2 separate regions of the Mus musculus genome follow, and region 2 is linked to region 1. The links are chromatin loops, found by intact Hi-C in ENCODE. Cell type or tissue: gastrocnemius. All regions are shown on one strand. Region 1 overlaps Efr3b (EFR3 homolog B). Region 2 has its middle 20 kb from the start of Dnajc27.

The links. A loop is a pair of places that touch in the nucleus more often than their neighbours do. Peaks named below come from ENCODE experiments on the same cell type or tissue, not always from the same donor. Only the 100,000 strongest peaks of a DNase experiment are listed, where the experiment ranks them.
Region 2: a loop joins it to region 1, with 1.8 times the contacts of the local background. A loop is called at or near these places in 2 of 42 quality-filtered maps.

Annotation. Positions count from the first base shown.
Region 1 is chr12:4,004,515-4,012,514 of GRCm38, forward strand. The region is part of intron 1 of Efr3b (EFR3 homolog B); the gene reads right to left. Among named protein-coding and RNA genes, the nearest start is that of Efr3b, 30 kb to the right of the region's middle. In gastrocnemius, a CTCF peak has its summit at 4,445; DNase peaks (open chromatin) are centred at 1,815, 2,834, 3,515 and 4,454; H3K4me3 peaks cover 930 bases; H3K27ac peaks cover 5,522 bases.
Region 2 is chr12:4,058,644-4,066,643 of GRCm38, forward strand. No RefSeq gene overlaps it. Among named protein-coding and RNA genes, the nearest start is that of Dnajc27, 20 kb to the right of the region's middle. In gastrocnemius, no CTCF peak of the experiment used is centred here; no DNase peak of the experiment used is centred here; H3K27ac peaks cover 635 bases.

The DNA.
Region 1 (8,000 bases):
GCTAGTTCTCCGTCCCAGCCCTTTCCTGGTCCAAGGTTTTTTGTCAGTCACTGGGGGAATGGAAAACTAAGAACAATATAGCAGGATTTTACAAAGCTACATTTATTTAAAAAAGAAGCCCCAAATGACTCTGTTCAGGATCTCCAAGGCTAGGAAATGATGCTGTTTGGAAATCAACAATAAGACTGGTTAAAAAAAAACCCTCCAGCATTAGAAACTTAATGGGTCAAGGAAATAGAAACTTCTGGAAACTGTCCTCATTAGCCTTCTTCCCGGGCAGGGCCTTCCTCTGCTGCATCCCAGCTCCTTTGTGCTGGGAGAGTGGGGGTTGTGCAGAAAGTGGACGGGAGGAGCGTTCACAGAGGAGCCTGGGAAAGTCCATCCCAGAAGAAAACCAAGTGCCCCGTCCATCCACCAATTACAGAGGAGTTCTGTTTGTACACGCCCTCCTCTTGAAATGCAAATGTTCCCCGGGAAGGCTAGGGGTCACTGAGAAAAGAATGACCAGCATTAGTGGGAATTCCCACACAAAGACCTCAAAATCCCGTTCAGTAGAACCTTCTAGACATTTGGGTGTTAGGGTGTTTATATGAAGAAACCAGCTCGCAGGTGTCTGAAACCCATCCTGTTCTGTTGGGAGCTAGAGTTTTGTTTGTTTTTAAACCTTTTCAGGGTGGGGATGTGAAAGGAATAACATGGGTTAAGAGGGAGGAAAGGCGTGGTCAAAGTTTTGTCCGTTGTAAGTAGTTCGCCATATTGATAACTCTAGAGCTGTGTAGCTCAGTGTAGCCCAACAGAGGAGTCATCAGGACACAGCCCAGGGCTGGATGCATGAGCATCTTATTATCTGCTCCCTTTTAGAAAGCAAACAGTCATAATCAGAAGCGAGAGAGATTTTTCTGGAATCTCAGCCGTAGAGCAGAAAGCCCTATATAGCAGCCATACTTCCCGGGCAATCCCTTAGGCAAAGAGCTGGGGATTCTGGGCTGAGGCTTGACCTCTGGAAGCCAAAGCAGGTATAGCAAGTGCTGGAAAGCCTGCACTGAGTTTTCTACCAGATTCAGAGCAGGTGAATTTAAAGGAGACGTAACCCTGCCAGGGAAAAACCAAGGAAAGCATTAAGAAGCAACTGGAAACAGTCATCAGAACGAAAATTCAATAGGCATGTCTATGTTCCTTTAACCTTGCTCCCAAGAGCATTGATTCTTAATGTTTGCACACAGAAGCAGGTGGAGATTAACTCTCAGTCACTCGCCTATAATGTACCTTTTAATTCTGATCTATTTTATTTCTGAGAGAGAATTGCTCCACCTATTTTAAGGAAAATGAAGGAAAAGTAGCCTGGCCAACTTCCTGTTATATCAATGGATAATCAAAAATCAAATGATTAACAAAAAGTTAACAGAAATACCCAGTTAACAAGGCTTCAGTAGCACCCAACAACTTGAAAATTAAACATGGCCAGACTGCCCTGGTCCCCTCCTCCTTCCTCCCCTAGGATTCCTCAGGCCCGATGCAAGGGCTCCTCACAGGACATGTGCATAGATGATTCCCACCCATGGTGTGTGGTGGGGGGTGGGCACTGAGCTCATTTCTCGAGGACATGATGAAGCAGGCATGCTGGAGACGGTGGCCAGGGGTTGGGGTACTCCTTCCGGCACAGCACACACTGCACACCCTGGCCTCCTCCCTGGCCTCTGCATGTCCAGAGCCATCTCACCAGATGACCCTTTCCTGAGGGTCTGGTGTGCAGTCACGGTGAGAGCACGGGCCCAGCTCTGGCTGTTGTAGATCTGATGGCGAACAGCCCGGGGTTACTGGCAGCATCATCTGGTCTCAGTGCTGGGATTCTCAGCCTTGCCAACTTCTGCCCACTGCAGCCTTTTCTCCTGCCTGCCCCCACCCTGTGTTCTTGACCAATCTGTCCCTTTGGCCAGAACTGCCTGTGACAAGTGGAAGATAAAAACAATATCCCAATCCTAAGCATTGCTAAACATTGCAAACTTTTCAAAAATCTAGGCCTTCTCTGGTGACACCTTCTTCCCAGTCCATATGACCTGCAGGTCCTCCAAAACACAAGGCAGGCAGTCTCCTTTGAATTTCTTGTCTTCTTGCCTTGCTGCCTCTGGCTCCCTTAGGCTCATCTTTAACATCCAACAAACCCCAGGGTTTACTGACTGCTTTGGGTTAAAAACTAGGCCAAGATTTCATAAGTATTTCACACAGAGCCTGTCGAGACCCGGGAAGATAGAGGCAGGGTCTGAGAGCTCAAACTGCCCAAGAGCTCACAGCGTGTGTATGACTCTGGCAGGAGGCTCCCTAGCCCCCTCACTGCTATAACTGGAATGCATCCTCAACGGCTCCCCAGGCTCATTCTGCATTGTTCTCTGACGCTGGGTTTAAACCTGATGCGTGGCTCTCTCCTGTCTGTCCAGCCACTGGCCAGTCGTCTTCTTCTCATCCATTTCTGAAGGAGGGAGCATTAAGGCAACTCTGGTTTAGTTTACTCCCAGTTGAAGAGTTAGCATGGCTCCATTTCTGCATCAAAAATCTCAACCCTTGCACTTAGCACTTGACCAGGGAAGCCCATTCAAGGGGGGTGGGGCTGGGGTGTCACCCTATTCCTCAGCCATCCTCCACTGAATTCAGACACTTGCTTAATTCTCTACCTCAGAAGGCTCAGGCCAATGGCAGAGAGCAAAAGGGACAGAGGGTGGGACATGCAGCAAATGAGGTGACAGGGATCCTGGGTACCAGCTGGTGTGGGTGGTGACCAGCAGCAATAAGCACCCTGATTCAGGGCCTGGCCCAGGCTGGCCCTCCTTCCCTAACGCCTCTCTCTGCCAGCAGTCATTCCTTCCTCTCTGCCCACCCTGACTCAGGGCCTGGCCCAGGCTGGCCCTCCTTCCCTAACGCCTCTCTCTGCCAGCTGGAGTCTGCGAGAAGGCATACTTTGCACTGAGTCTTCCAGGCAGAGCTCAGGCTGTTATTTCAGTGATTCATCTTTTCTTCCTCTAAAGCAACTAAATTGTCCAGGTCTCGTGTCCTGCAACCTTGACCTCTGTACAGTATTCTGAGCCCAACAGGCCTGAAGGCTTACTGACATGAGTGTGCCTGCTTTCACCTGCTTTTGATCAGCATGAGACCCAAGGAAGTCCTCTCCTCTTGGCTCTTATTTTCTGTCTTAAAAACATCAGCTCCATCATCCCCATTCACACATACACAAAGCCTTTTTACTCAAAATAGCCCATATTTATTTTCTTCTATAATCTCCCTGTAAAAACAAAGGCTAGACTTGTTCGTCCCTACCAAAGTAAATGGAATTTTAAAAAACAACCAAACAATTCACAATAAAGTCTAACTCAGGGCTAATGGCACAGACGGCCCTTTTAGATGAATTGGAGGAAATGGGACAAAGTTCAGAGAGAAAGGCGGGTCACCCCCATGCAGTGCGTCCCACAAGGACCCAGCTTGTGTTCAATGGACACTGCTTAAACTCCAGCAGCTGTACAGTGTTGCTGAACCATTTGGCCAGGAGAAGGAAGTTAAATATAAACACAGGCTGCCATCAAGGATCCTGTCCTTTAGTTGGGTTAGAGAGGACCCCTTCACCCCCCCCCCAGAGTTGCTGGTGTGGCCCAGTGAGTTCAAGGGGGTCCATCAAGCTGAAGCTATGAGAGTTGGATAAACCCAGAAAAGCACCTAAAGAGGCAAGACTTGAATTGGCTCGTGACAGGTAGGACACCTAATGGAAACTCAAGCCACTGACCAGGGAGGAGATCCATAATCTCCTGGTCCCTTGTTTCTATTTTTAAAAGGCATCATGCTCAGAGACAAATTTATAAAGTAAAATACTGTAATCACATTGTTCAGAAATCGTGATGGACATGGGGAGGGGCATTTGCTCTCTGTCTGTTTCCTTGTTTTCAAATGTTTAAAACACATGCTTGAAATTTGGATCCCACAGGGCACTGTCAAAGCTTACTTTCATCTTGTGTCAGACATGCCCTCACCTTCTCAGTACGTATCCTTCCCTGGAACTCTAATGGCTGCTTGTTATTCAGTCTCTTGACCAAGTGCTGACTTATTTAATCCTTCCTTCTTGTTCCTGATTTCTCACTGCTCAGAGTGAGGCAGCCATTTGCCCTGGGTAATTAAAACCAGAGAGCCACACGGGCGCAACCTGCGTCTGCCCAGTCGGTGATTAGGACATTGATGGTATCCTGTGGCTGCGGGACAGGTGTACTGTTGTGGGGGGTGGGGGGAGCGGGCACAACGGCGGTCGCCAGCACCTGTCTCTTACCCTGGAAGATTAGAGATGGAGAAGAGTAAGAGAAGATTCGGGTGAAAACGGACCTGGGGAAGGAGTCAGGAACTGGCTTCTAGACAGTCTCCACTGAAAAAAGAATTCTGCGGCAGCTGAATTCTCTTCAGGGAGGCAGACAGTCCAGGAGCTGGCAGTAGCGGGCTGACCTTTCACGCTCCAGAGCCTCCAAGATGCTCACCGCTTTCCAGCCAATCTCTCTGGGCTAATCAGATTGCCACCTTAATTGAGAACAGGAGTTTGAAAAGAAATGTGTCTGATTGATTTAGTGTCCGGACTTCAATTCTTTACTACCTGTGGGCTTCCCCTGAGGGTTTTAGGACCACGTTCCAAACAGATAACAAATAAAACCAAACACAATCTCTTCCGATTGACTGACTCACGGGACCACAGACAGTAGGAAATAATTATATCACCATGTCCAGGGTCCTGATAGCTTGGTTTTTGAACCCCAGTCCTAGCTCTAACAAGGTATATAGACTGAGGCAAGGTATCTGAGCCATGTGTGCCTCGGTCTAGGCAGCAGTGACATGGGACTGAGGAGATCTGTTCTTGGGCTTTAACAGAGATTAACTGGAAACAAGCAAAGGTCTTAGCTGTTTCTGCCACAAGCTAAACACTCAGTTTACCACAGCCTTCATCACCAGCACCACGACCACACCACCAACCATGTGGCATGTGACAACTGATTATTATTTAGATTTATTTTTATTTATGTGTATGAGTGTTTTGCCTTTATGTACACATGTGTACCTGGTGCTTGCAGAGGCCAGAATCCTAGGTCCTCTCTAAGTACAAGTGCCCTTCTTCAGTCACTGAGTCATTTTTCTGTCACTACCACCGCCACCATCAGCGGCGGAGTCTCTAGCCCAGGCTGGCCTCGAACTCCCCCATATAGTTAAGGATGGCTTTGAATTTCTGGCCCTCTTCCTTCCACCTCTCAAGTACTTGGATTATAGGCACACACTATCCCAGGCAAGGCTCTGCAGCACTATCCCAGGCAAGGCAAGGCTCTGCAGTACTGAACGAGTGGGCCATGGATACACAGCCAAGGTTCCACGCATGCTAGATAAGCATTCTATTAACTTGGTTACACCCTCAGTTTCAAGTGATAGGGGACAGTTGCCTTCATCCAGTCACCGCAGGAACAGCCCCCTCTTTCTGACAGGGTCAAAACCAAGTTTATGTTCCCAAGTTCCGTAACCAACGTCTAAACTGCTTCTCAGTTGTTTTATGTTTGTGTGTTAACCAGGGAAGGATGTGAAGAGGGAAGGTGGTGTTATCCCGTTATTTAAACTAAGGCACACATATAATAAATGTATGGCCTGTCTTGACTTAATTGGCTACCGGCTGACTGCCCAGTCCTTTGTTCCCTTATCATTCTAAATTCTGACCAGAGTCCAGGAGGGGACCTGACTCAAAAGCTGACTCAAGGACCCTGAAACCAGATGACATGGATAAGGTCCCGTCACCAACGTTAACTTCTTTGTTTAACCCCTTGTGTCAAAATATGTTTGGTCAATGCAACAGCCCACCCTGTCCCCCCTGTGCCCCCATCCTATTAAAATGTTGCATAATCTCCCTTCAGGGACTTGGTTCAGATCCTGAACTGGCTGCCTCCCTATTGGAGAAGAAAATAAAGCTTTCATTTTTAGGCTTCTGTCTCTGAAGTGAGTTTTCTCAGCTTGCATCCAGAGCACAACACAAGTAATTATTATTAACATTTCTAGGGTTGGGGAGAAGTCACAGCCAATACAGGGCTTGCTGTGCGCTGATCCCAAACAACTCAACAACTCAAAAGCTGAGGGTTGTATCCTATGTCTGTAACCCCAGAGTAGAAGGGGCAGACATAGGCAGATCCCTGCAGCTTGCTGCCCCGCCAGTACAGCCAATGGGTGAACTCTAGGTTCAGTGAGAGAACTAGTTCTGAGAGGTCCTGTCCCAGAATAAACCCAGTAGCAACCTCTGGCCTCCACCTGCACGTGCTCTCACACACTAACACACAGTTTCTTTCCCAGCTTGGAAGACGTCAGGAGAGAGGTAAATGAAATAGCACTACAGATTTCTAGTCTTGGTTTTACTTATTTATTTATAAATTTGTACTTATTCATCCAGGCAGTGGTGGCCCGTGTCACTCCCCAGCACCTAGGAGGCAGAGGCAGGTGGATCGCTGAGTTTGAGGCCAGCCTGGTCTACAGAGTGAGTTCCTGGCAGGAAAGCCAGGGCTACCCAGAGAAATCCTGTCTCCAACAACAACAACAACAAGATGTATTTATTCTATGTATATGAGCGTTTTGCTTGCATGTATATATGTGTACCAAAAGTGTGCCTGGTGCTTATGGAGTCAGAAGAGGGCACAGAATCCCTTGAAACTGAAGTTAGCATCTTTGTGGATGCTGGGAACCAAACCCCGGCCCTCTGAAAGAGCAACAAGTGCTCCTAGCTACTGAGCCATCTCTCTAGCCTCTCTATATTTTATGCTTGGGGTGTGTTTTAATTAAGGTTACTGCGATGAAACACCATGACCAAAAAGCAAGGTGGGAAGGAAAGACTTTAACTGGCTTACAATTCCATATCACTGTTCATCATCAAAGGAAGTCAGGGCAGGAACTCAAACAGGGCAGGAAGCTGGAGGCAGGAGCTGATGCAGAGGCCATGGAGGGTGCTGCTTACTGGCTTGCTACTTGTGGTTTGCTCAACCTGCTTTCTTAGAGAACCCAGGTATGGTACCGCCCACAATGGGCTGGGCCCTCCCCCATCAATCCCTAATTAAGAGAATGCCCTACAGGCTTGTCTACAGCCCGATCTATTTTCTTAATTGAAGTTCTTTTCTCTCAGATGACTTCAACCTGTGTCACGCTGACAGAAAACCAGCCCAACACAGTATGTGAAGCACACATAGCTGTTGAGAAAGCCTATCCCAGACCCAGAAGACACCCACGCCCTCTCAGATAGTCAAGGGCAAAGCTCTGTGGGGAAACACCAGTGGAGGGTGGTGACCGTGGCCAGCAGCCACTGCAGGCGTGTTCTGAACTCGTCTGTGCTGGACACTCTGCCTTCTTTCAGTGAATCTTTACAGTTTCTGAAGTTGGTAAAATTATCTTTGTATTCCAGATGGTGGCAAAGCCGGGCTCTCCTCCAATATGCTGACTTGTAGAAATGAAAGATTTGAGGTCTCTCTTGCAAATACCTCATATTGTTGCTAGGTAAAAAATAGAAATATGAATATATTCAGAAGGAGTATGAAACACATAGGTTCATACACATTAAATGTTGCGCGCACACACACGGGGTTGCTGAGGAGACTGGAGCTGGGGTGGTAAAGTGTCGGGGTAGAGTAATTTTGAACATTTCTTTCTTTTTTCTTTTTTGTTTTTCGAGACAGGGTTTCTCTGTATAGCCTTGGCTGTCCTGGAACTCACTCTGTAGACCAGGCTGGCCTTGAACTCGGAAATCCACCTGTCTCTGTCTCCCGAGTACTGGGATTAAAGGCGTGTGCCACCATGTCCGGCTTGAACGTTTCTTAAGAGAAGAATTCCACTATACTGTGAGAAAAGGCAGCATTCACTGTAGGAGAGGGTAGAAGAAACCCACATTTCCTGAATGTCTATTTTTTATTCTGTGTGTGCATGTGTGTTTGTGTCTCCACATGCATGCAGGTGTCCACAAAGGCCAG
Region 2 (8,000 bases), 54 kb after region 1:
ACATTAGTAAAGAGAGATGACCAGGACCACAAGCCTAGAAAAGGTTCCTCAGAGCATGCCTGGCACAGTCGTTTTGTTTCCAAGAAAGATCCCCGGGGTGCTAGCTCCCTTCCCTCCCTGTAGCCACATGTGGAGCCAGAAGCAAACTCTAGCACCTTAGGTTCTGATTTGGCATGATAAGCTCCTGGCCTCTCAGAGGGGTCAATTAAGCCTTGTGACGATTTCTGCTACAGGGCTGGAGAGAAAGAAGATGGCTCAGCAGTTAAGAGCACTGGCTGTTCTTCCAGAGATCCTGAGTTTAATATCCAGCAATCACATGATGGCTCACAACCATAATGGTATCTGATGCTCTCTTCTGACATGTATAGAGTACTCATATACATAAAATAAGTCTTAAAATTTTTTTTCTGCTACATTGGATACACCAGCCAGGACAGGAGCAAGAGAGCTTGCTCTGGTACAAGAGATCCAGCAGGCTGACCAGCTCAGATACCTCTTATCCCAGACAGGGCTTTGAGTTGGCCTACCCCAACATCTAGCCCATCCTTGAACAGAGGATAAAGGGACCAGCCCTGAAGATCCAAAGCCGCAGGGTCTCCATGACACAGGGTAACAACAGGATATCCCAGAGGAGTCCCAGTGAGGTTCCAGTACTGATGGTGTAGCAGAAGCCAGAGGCCTTGTGACAGACAGACCAATGACTCATTGCAAGGAACATTTGCAAGCAAAGAAGTGTGGGAAGCGGGTCTACTATGGGACACACTGTGACACACTATAGATTCCACAAGGAGATGTTTTTTCTCTGTTGGGGAGGTTGCAAAAGTGAAAGACATACGAGGGAGGGGGAGATGGGTGGGGATTGGGGTGCATGACGTGAAGTTCATAAAGAATAAATAAAAAGTAAAAACAAACAGATTTCTGCCACTATGACATTATGAAAGTGCCATATGATCTTTACTAACTTCACTTCAGGTGGGTCCTGGGGTTCTGGGGTTGGTTTGGTGCTGCTGTGCATTCAACTGCTAAATTCTGTAACCCTAGATCTGGTTGCCCCAAGAGTGAATTCTCACATACACCAGCTTTTGCGCAAACCTTGCTCCCCAAGTTAATTAGTCAATAAAAGGCTAAAGTCTGTGATTGGGCAGTAGAGAGAGATAGGCGGGACTTACTAAGAAGGAGAAAGGCACTCTGGGAAGAAGAAAGGGGAAAGCCCTTTCATCAGAAGACATCAGAATAGATGTGACTACCGTCCTAGAAGGTATAACTAGCCACGTGGCTGGAAGGGGCTAGGTGGTTGGGCTAACTTAGATGAGCTAGTTTGTAGTCTACCCAGTTAAGGCCTAAACTTTGAAATACTACAAGGTCTCTGATTATTTGGGGAACTAGCTGGCTAAAGAATAACTGCCATAGCATTAATTTCCAGCAGTAGTTAATATATACGGAATATTAATAATTGTCTTTTACATAGGTGATGGTTGACTGAGATTGTCAACTTCATTTAGAATCACCATTAGGCTAGAGTAATCACTCAACAGTTAAGTCCTGGAATTGCTCTTCCAGAAGACCTGAGTTCAGTTCCCAGCAAATGCTGGGTGGCTCACAACTGCCTGCAAGTCTAGATTCAGGGGATCTAGCACCTCTGAGGGCACCTTCCCCAACTCACACATAAATAAAAAGAAAAATAAAATCACCATGGAAACAAACATTATGTCATGTCTGTGAGAAGTTATTTACATGAACTTAGTTAAGCTGGGCAGCACCATCCCTGGGCTGGGGTCGCAGACTGAATGAATACAGAGGTGACAGCAGGCTGAGCAGCAACACTTATCTCTCAGCTTCCTGATTGTGGACACAACGTAACTAGCTGCCTCCAGCTCCTGCCACCATGCCCTGCCCACCATGGTAGACTATAATAACAAACCCAGCCAAGATACACTCTCTTTGCCTTAGCTTGCTTTTGTCAAGTATTTTGGCTCAGTGTGAGACAGCAACTAGGGTAATCCCCAAACACTATCTCAAATTGGGACAGATTGCAAGTATCCTTTTATTTCTCTTGACTCTAACCTTCCTCTCTTCTGTGTCCCTCCAAAACTCATACGTTGATCTGCTGCTCTGCTCTGTGACGTGGCGTTAGGAGGAAGTTAGATAAGAAGGATGGGACCCTCAGGAGTGGAATTGGTGTCCCCATAAAAGGAGCCCCAGAGAAATGTCTTGTCATTTCTCTGCAATGTGAAGGCAACAACTGTGCATAGTCAACAATATCTATAACTACAAGAGACTCCTGACAAAGTTCTGGCATTGCTGGTATTGCACGTTGGAGCCTCCAGAGCTCTGAGCTTTGCTGTTTGAGCCCCAGGCCTTGCTGCTCTATTGCAGCAGCTGGGACTGAGAACTTGGATCAAGCTGCTGTCTTGGGTCTGTCATTTCTCCTTCCCATTCTCTTTAACGGAACCTAGATATACAAGAACAATGAGGAAGGAATTCCGTGTGTCGTTTACCCAAATGCAAACACCGATAACATTCGATCACTCTAACCTGTCCAATGTGTTATACACACAACTCATATGCCTCCATGTCACTGGATGGATGGTGATGGCACACCCTTTAATTCCAGCACTCGGAAGGCAGAGGCAGGTAGAACTCTGTGAGTTAGAGGCCAGCCTGGTCTACAGAGCAAGTTCCAGGACAGCCAAACAACACGTTTTCTTAAATACTGAGCTACCCAGCCTCACTCCTGGACTTTTAGTCAAATCCTCATGCTTGTGACGCAAGCATGTTACCTACTGGATCATCTCCACAGCCCAAGGCTGTTTTTATTCTTGGGTAGTAGTAGGGACCTAAGGAATAATGTTGGGATATTGCCAATCTACTTTTAGACTTTCAGGGAAATGTTCAATGTATGCATATGTACATATATGATAGATATGAATACTTCTGGATTGTTTGCTTGCTTGCTTGTTTTTTGAGATAGGATTTCTCTGTGTAGCCCTGGCTGTCCTAGAACTCACTCTGTAGTCCAGGCTGGCCTTGAAGTCACAGAGACCATCTTGCCTCTGTCTCCTAAGTACTGGGATTAAAGAGATGTTCCGTCATGCCCAGGCATGCATGCCTAGCCTCACTTGTTCTTACAGAGGACCCAAGTTCGATTCCCAGAAGCAACCCAGCAGTTCACAGCCACCTGTAATTCCGGTTTCAGAAATCCAACATCGTCCTCTGACTTCTGTGGGCACCAGGCATGCACGTGATGCACAGATATCCATGAAAACAAAACATTTATACATACAAAATCAAACAAATACAAAAAACTAGAGTGAAGAGGATTAGATGAAGACATAGGCTTCAACCTCTGGTCTCCATACATGTGCATGCAGGTGCTCACATGTATGAACATGTTCCAGCATATATATACACATGCAAACACACATGTACAACACACACATAGACAAATAAACAAACCAATAGCAGCTAATTGCTGAAAAGAAAACACAAGTGAAGACCTATGCACAACACTTGGCTCATATTTACATTCTCCAGTTGTCCTCAGAATGTCTTTGAGAGCTGTTTTGGTTCTTGGTCAAGTATTCTGTATTTTGTACGGCTGCACTCCTTTTACTTAGAGCCAACTCTTTTGTTTTTATTTCTCTTCCTTCCTTCCTTCCTTCCTTCCTTCCTTCCTTCCTTCCTTTCTTTCTTTCTTTCTTTCTTTCTTTCTTTCTTTCTTTCTTTCTTTCTTTCTTTCTTTTTCCGAGACAGGGTTTCTCTGTGTAGCCCTGGCTGTCCTGGAATTCACTTTGTAGACCAGGCTGGCCTCGAACTCAGAAATCCGCCTGCCTCTGCCTCCCAAGTGCTGGGATCAAAGGTGTGCGCCACCACGCCAGGCTTCTGTTTTGATTTCTTTTTGTTCATCGTGACACTGAAGTTTTAAAGGATTTCAACCAGCTTCTTGCATTCTGGATATTTCTGGTTATTTCCTCATGCTTAGACTGAGATCTCTGAAAAGAGGCCTATGCATGCATCTTTCTTTGAGTCATCTCAGAAGGCAGCCAGTATCAGCTTGTACACACTGCTGAGTTTGGCTTCCTCCTTAGCGCAGTCCCTGGATCTTTCCTTTGTAGAAGTGCAGTTTCTCCCTTTGTGTTTCTCCACAGAGCGGTTCTGAGACTGTGTGAGGAGTGTATCTTTTGGTGGTCATCTTCATCCTTGCTTGAACTGAGGCTGCAAATGATTCTTTCTAATTGACATAGGCAGCATTGTCTCTGAGGAATCGCATCTCACCCCCTGTGCTCTCCCGAAGCCGACTCCTGACTTCTTCCTGCCTCCAAGTGGGTTCCCCACACTCAGCCTGCTGCAGACTGAGCTGTGTGAGTACAGATCTGGACTTGTTCATGCTCTGCTCAAACCCTGCGGGGACACACTATGTGAGTACAGATCTTGTTCACGCTCTGCTCAGACCCTGCGGGGACACACTGGGATCTACAAGCCTGTCCCTGGACCCTGCAATCTGGTTCCTTCCTGCCAGTTCAGGCTTATCTCTCTGTGCACCCCTTAAAGTCTACACCACCAACGCCCATATGCACACCTTCCAACCTCATCTGCCATCTCCTGGCCTTGAGCTTCAGCTCACACATCACCTTCTCTGAGGCCTAGTGAGAACCTGTCTGAGAATGAAGCCCACTTAAGGGCAGAGAAACCCACAGAATTAATGACATTATTTAAACCTCCAAACCCAAACACTTGGGAAATATCTCAAGTCAACAAATGCCAACCTTCTTAACTTTAAAACTGACAGAATCTTAATAAAGATAAGCATTCTAGAACATTCTGTTCTTGGTTAAGCAAGCAAACAGAATTGGGTAAAATTTTTATTTTCATTTGATCTTTTGTTTAAAAAAAATATATATATACATACATATATATGTGTGTGTGTGTGTGTGTGTGTGTGTGTGTGTGTGTGTGTGTGTAGTGGCTATTCCTGGTTGTCAACTTGACTATATTTGGAGTGAACTACAATCCAGAATTGGAAGGCTCACCAGTCATCCTTATCTGGAGGCTTGGAGATAGAAGTTTCTGATCTAGATCTTGGTATGGAGATCTTGAGGCATAGTGGCTATGGATTCCAGAAGATTAAATCTCCAAATTCAAGGTCATTCGGGATTAAAGGTGTGGTGGAACACACCTTTAGTCTGGGCTATACCTTCTGCTGGAGACAATATAAGGACATTGGAAGAAGGGAGTCTTGCTTTTGCTCCTTCGCCTGCTTGCCGTGTGAGACTGAGTAACTGCTAGATCCTTGGACTTCCATTCACAGCTACTACTGAACCATTGTTGGGAATTGGGTTGCAGACTGTAAGTCATCAATAAATTCCTTTACTATATAGAGACTCTCCATAAGTTCTGTGACTCTAGAGAACCCAGACTAATACAATATATGTATGTATATATGTGTATGTGTGTGTATGTGTATATATATATGTGTGTGTGTGTGTGTGTGTGTGTGTGTGTGTGTGTGTGTGTGTAGTGTGTGTATGTGGGGGGGGGTGTGGTGCAGGAAAACGGCTCAATATCTAGAGGTACTTGCTGCTAAGCCTGATAATTTGAGTTCAATATCTGGGGCCCACATTGTGGAAGGAAAAAACTGAACTGGCTCTTCCAAGTTGTCTACATCCCACTATAGCCTGCTTGTGCACTCACATGTATCCACATACATAGGTACATACATACATACATACATACATACATACATACATACATGTAATAAAAAATTTTAAGCTTTTGAGATAGTTTTGCCTTATATCTCAGGCTGGTCTCCATCTAGAGATCTCCCTGCTCCAGCCTCCCTAGTTCTAGGGCTAAGAATGTCTATCGTCACATCTTTACCTGGCTTCTTTCTTGCTCCTTGAGAACCATGCAGAGGCTTGCACCAACATCATCTCTAGAACCCCAAGTTCATCTCCAGCACGCCCCACCTCTACCGAGAACTCTGGTGCCAGCCAGGAAGACAGTACATTTATCTGAGCTGTCCCTTGCATGCCTCAGACAGAGGAGAGAGTATATTCGGGGCCCCATGCTCATCTTCATGACTCCTGTGTCTCTTCCAGATGAGCAAAACAGCCTTAGGCGGCATGCTGGGAATGGCGAAGAGCCAGGATTGTCACCTGTTTCTGTTCCAGCGGTCCATTAAATATTTTTGGTGGGCTGTGATGATGCATGCCTTTAGCATCACCCAGCACTTTGGAGGCAGAGGTAGGAAGATATTTTAATAGTTAAGGAAAAGCCTGGACTATGAGCTACAAGTACATTTCAGAGTAAATCTGACTAAATGAAGACCCTGTCAGAGAGGAAAGTGGGGAGAACATGATTCTGTCCTGCTAGCCCAGCTGAGCATCCTACATGGGAAATTTTTTAGGAGGGGAAATAGCCAAGCTCTTTAAAGAGAGTGGGTTTCATGACTGTAATTTGAATTAGTTTAATTAGATGCTTTTCTCCTAACTATTCGTTGAGAGAAACCGTCCCATGAGAACCAAAGTTGGGAAGTATGGAAGGACAAAGAAGGCACATGCTCTCAAGGTCTGGGGATGTGGTTGTTGCCTCAAATGGAGTGTGTGGAGCACAGAATTCCCTGGGCAGAAGTAAACCTGACAAGGAAACCAGTGCAAAAAGATGGCGTCCAGGCACAGAAAGGTGAGGAACACCGTGACAAACCGCTAGTCTCCTCAAATGTCTGCTTCAGAGATACAAAGATGAAGGTTGTAAGAGCTTTTAGGTCTCTGTGTTGGGGTGAGGAGATGGTCACACCCACCTTCCTCCTCTAGGTCCTCAAAGCTTGGACCTCCATTTTTCAAACAATTGCCACAGGTTTTCATCCCTAGGGAAGAGGCGAAACTCTGCCTCCGAATGATGCAGACATATGGAAGGAAATAAGGAGAATTTATTTCCTCAGACTCTTTCTGGAGTCCACCCTGTAGCCTGGAGTCATAGCTCTACCCTGCAACAGTAGGAAGCCACACCCTTCCAGGTCTTGCAGACACCACCACCACAAGGACCATGACAACCATCACCATAACAACCACCACACTTTTTTTTTTAAAGATAGTATCTCATTGGGGATAGTGGTTCACACCTTTAATCCCAGCACTCTGAAGGCAGAGGCAGACAGATCTGTCTCTGTGAGATCAAGGAGAGCCTGGTCTACAGCTCAAGTTCTAGGGCAGCCAAGGCTACATAGAACAACCCTGTCTCAAGAAACCAAACCAAAGAAAACAAAAGAAAACAAAAAACAAACAAACAAACAACAACAACAACAAATACCAAAACCCACCAACAATAACAAAAAGATAAGGATTCTCATAGCCCACACGGACTAGCCTCAACCCTGCCTAGCCTCAAACCTGCCATACAACTAAGCATGGCTTTGTACCCTCTACTTCCTCAGTGCTGGAACTGCAGGCACCACGCCCAGCTCAGGCAGGGTCCAACCCAGGGCTTCTTGTGTACTAGATAAACACTTTATCAACTAAGCCCCAAACCCAGGCCTATGTTCCCTTTACTCCCAGTTCCGGCGTCGACTGTTAGTTGAAGAAGATGCTGAAGGGGACCGACCTAAGTTTCAAAAACCTGCCCCAAGGCGACCTGGAATGACAAATGATGAATGTGAAGCCCAGGAGAAAGGAGAGCCTCCTTATCGCCTTTGTGCCACAAGGCAGGATTCAGAGCAATCCTGACCGCCTCCTCTGAGCCCCACTTTGATACAATGTGAGCAAAGGGGATGCCAGGGCAGGACCTCACTTCCAGTGTTAAGTAGAGCCAGAGAGCTTAACCAGGGGTGGCGGGGACTCAGAGAACTGAGACGACAGAGAGGAGGGGAATGAAGGCTGGTATGGGTGCTGCAGGCGCTGAACTTGCCCTTTATCTCCTGCCTGTCCCTGGTCCCTGAGGATGTCATTAGCCTAGCAGCTGTTCCACTCAACCCCTTGCTTACTACAGGCACATTCTGGGTCTCT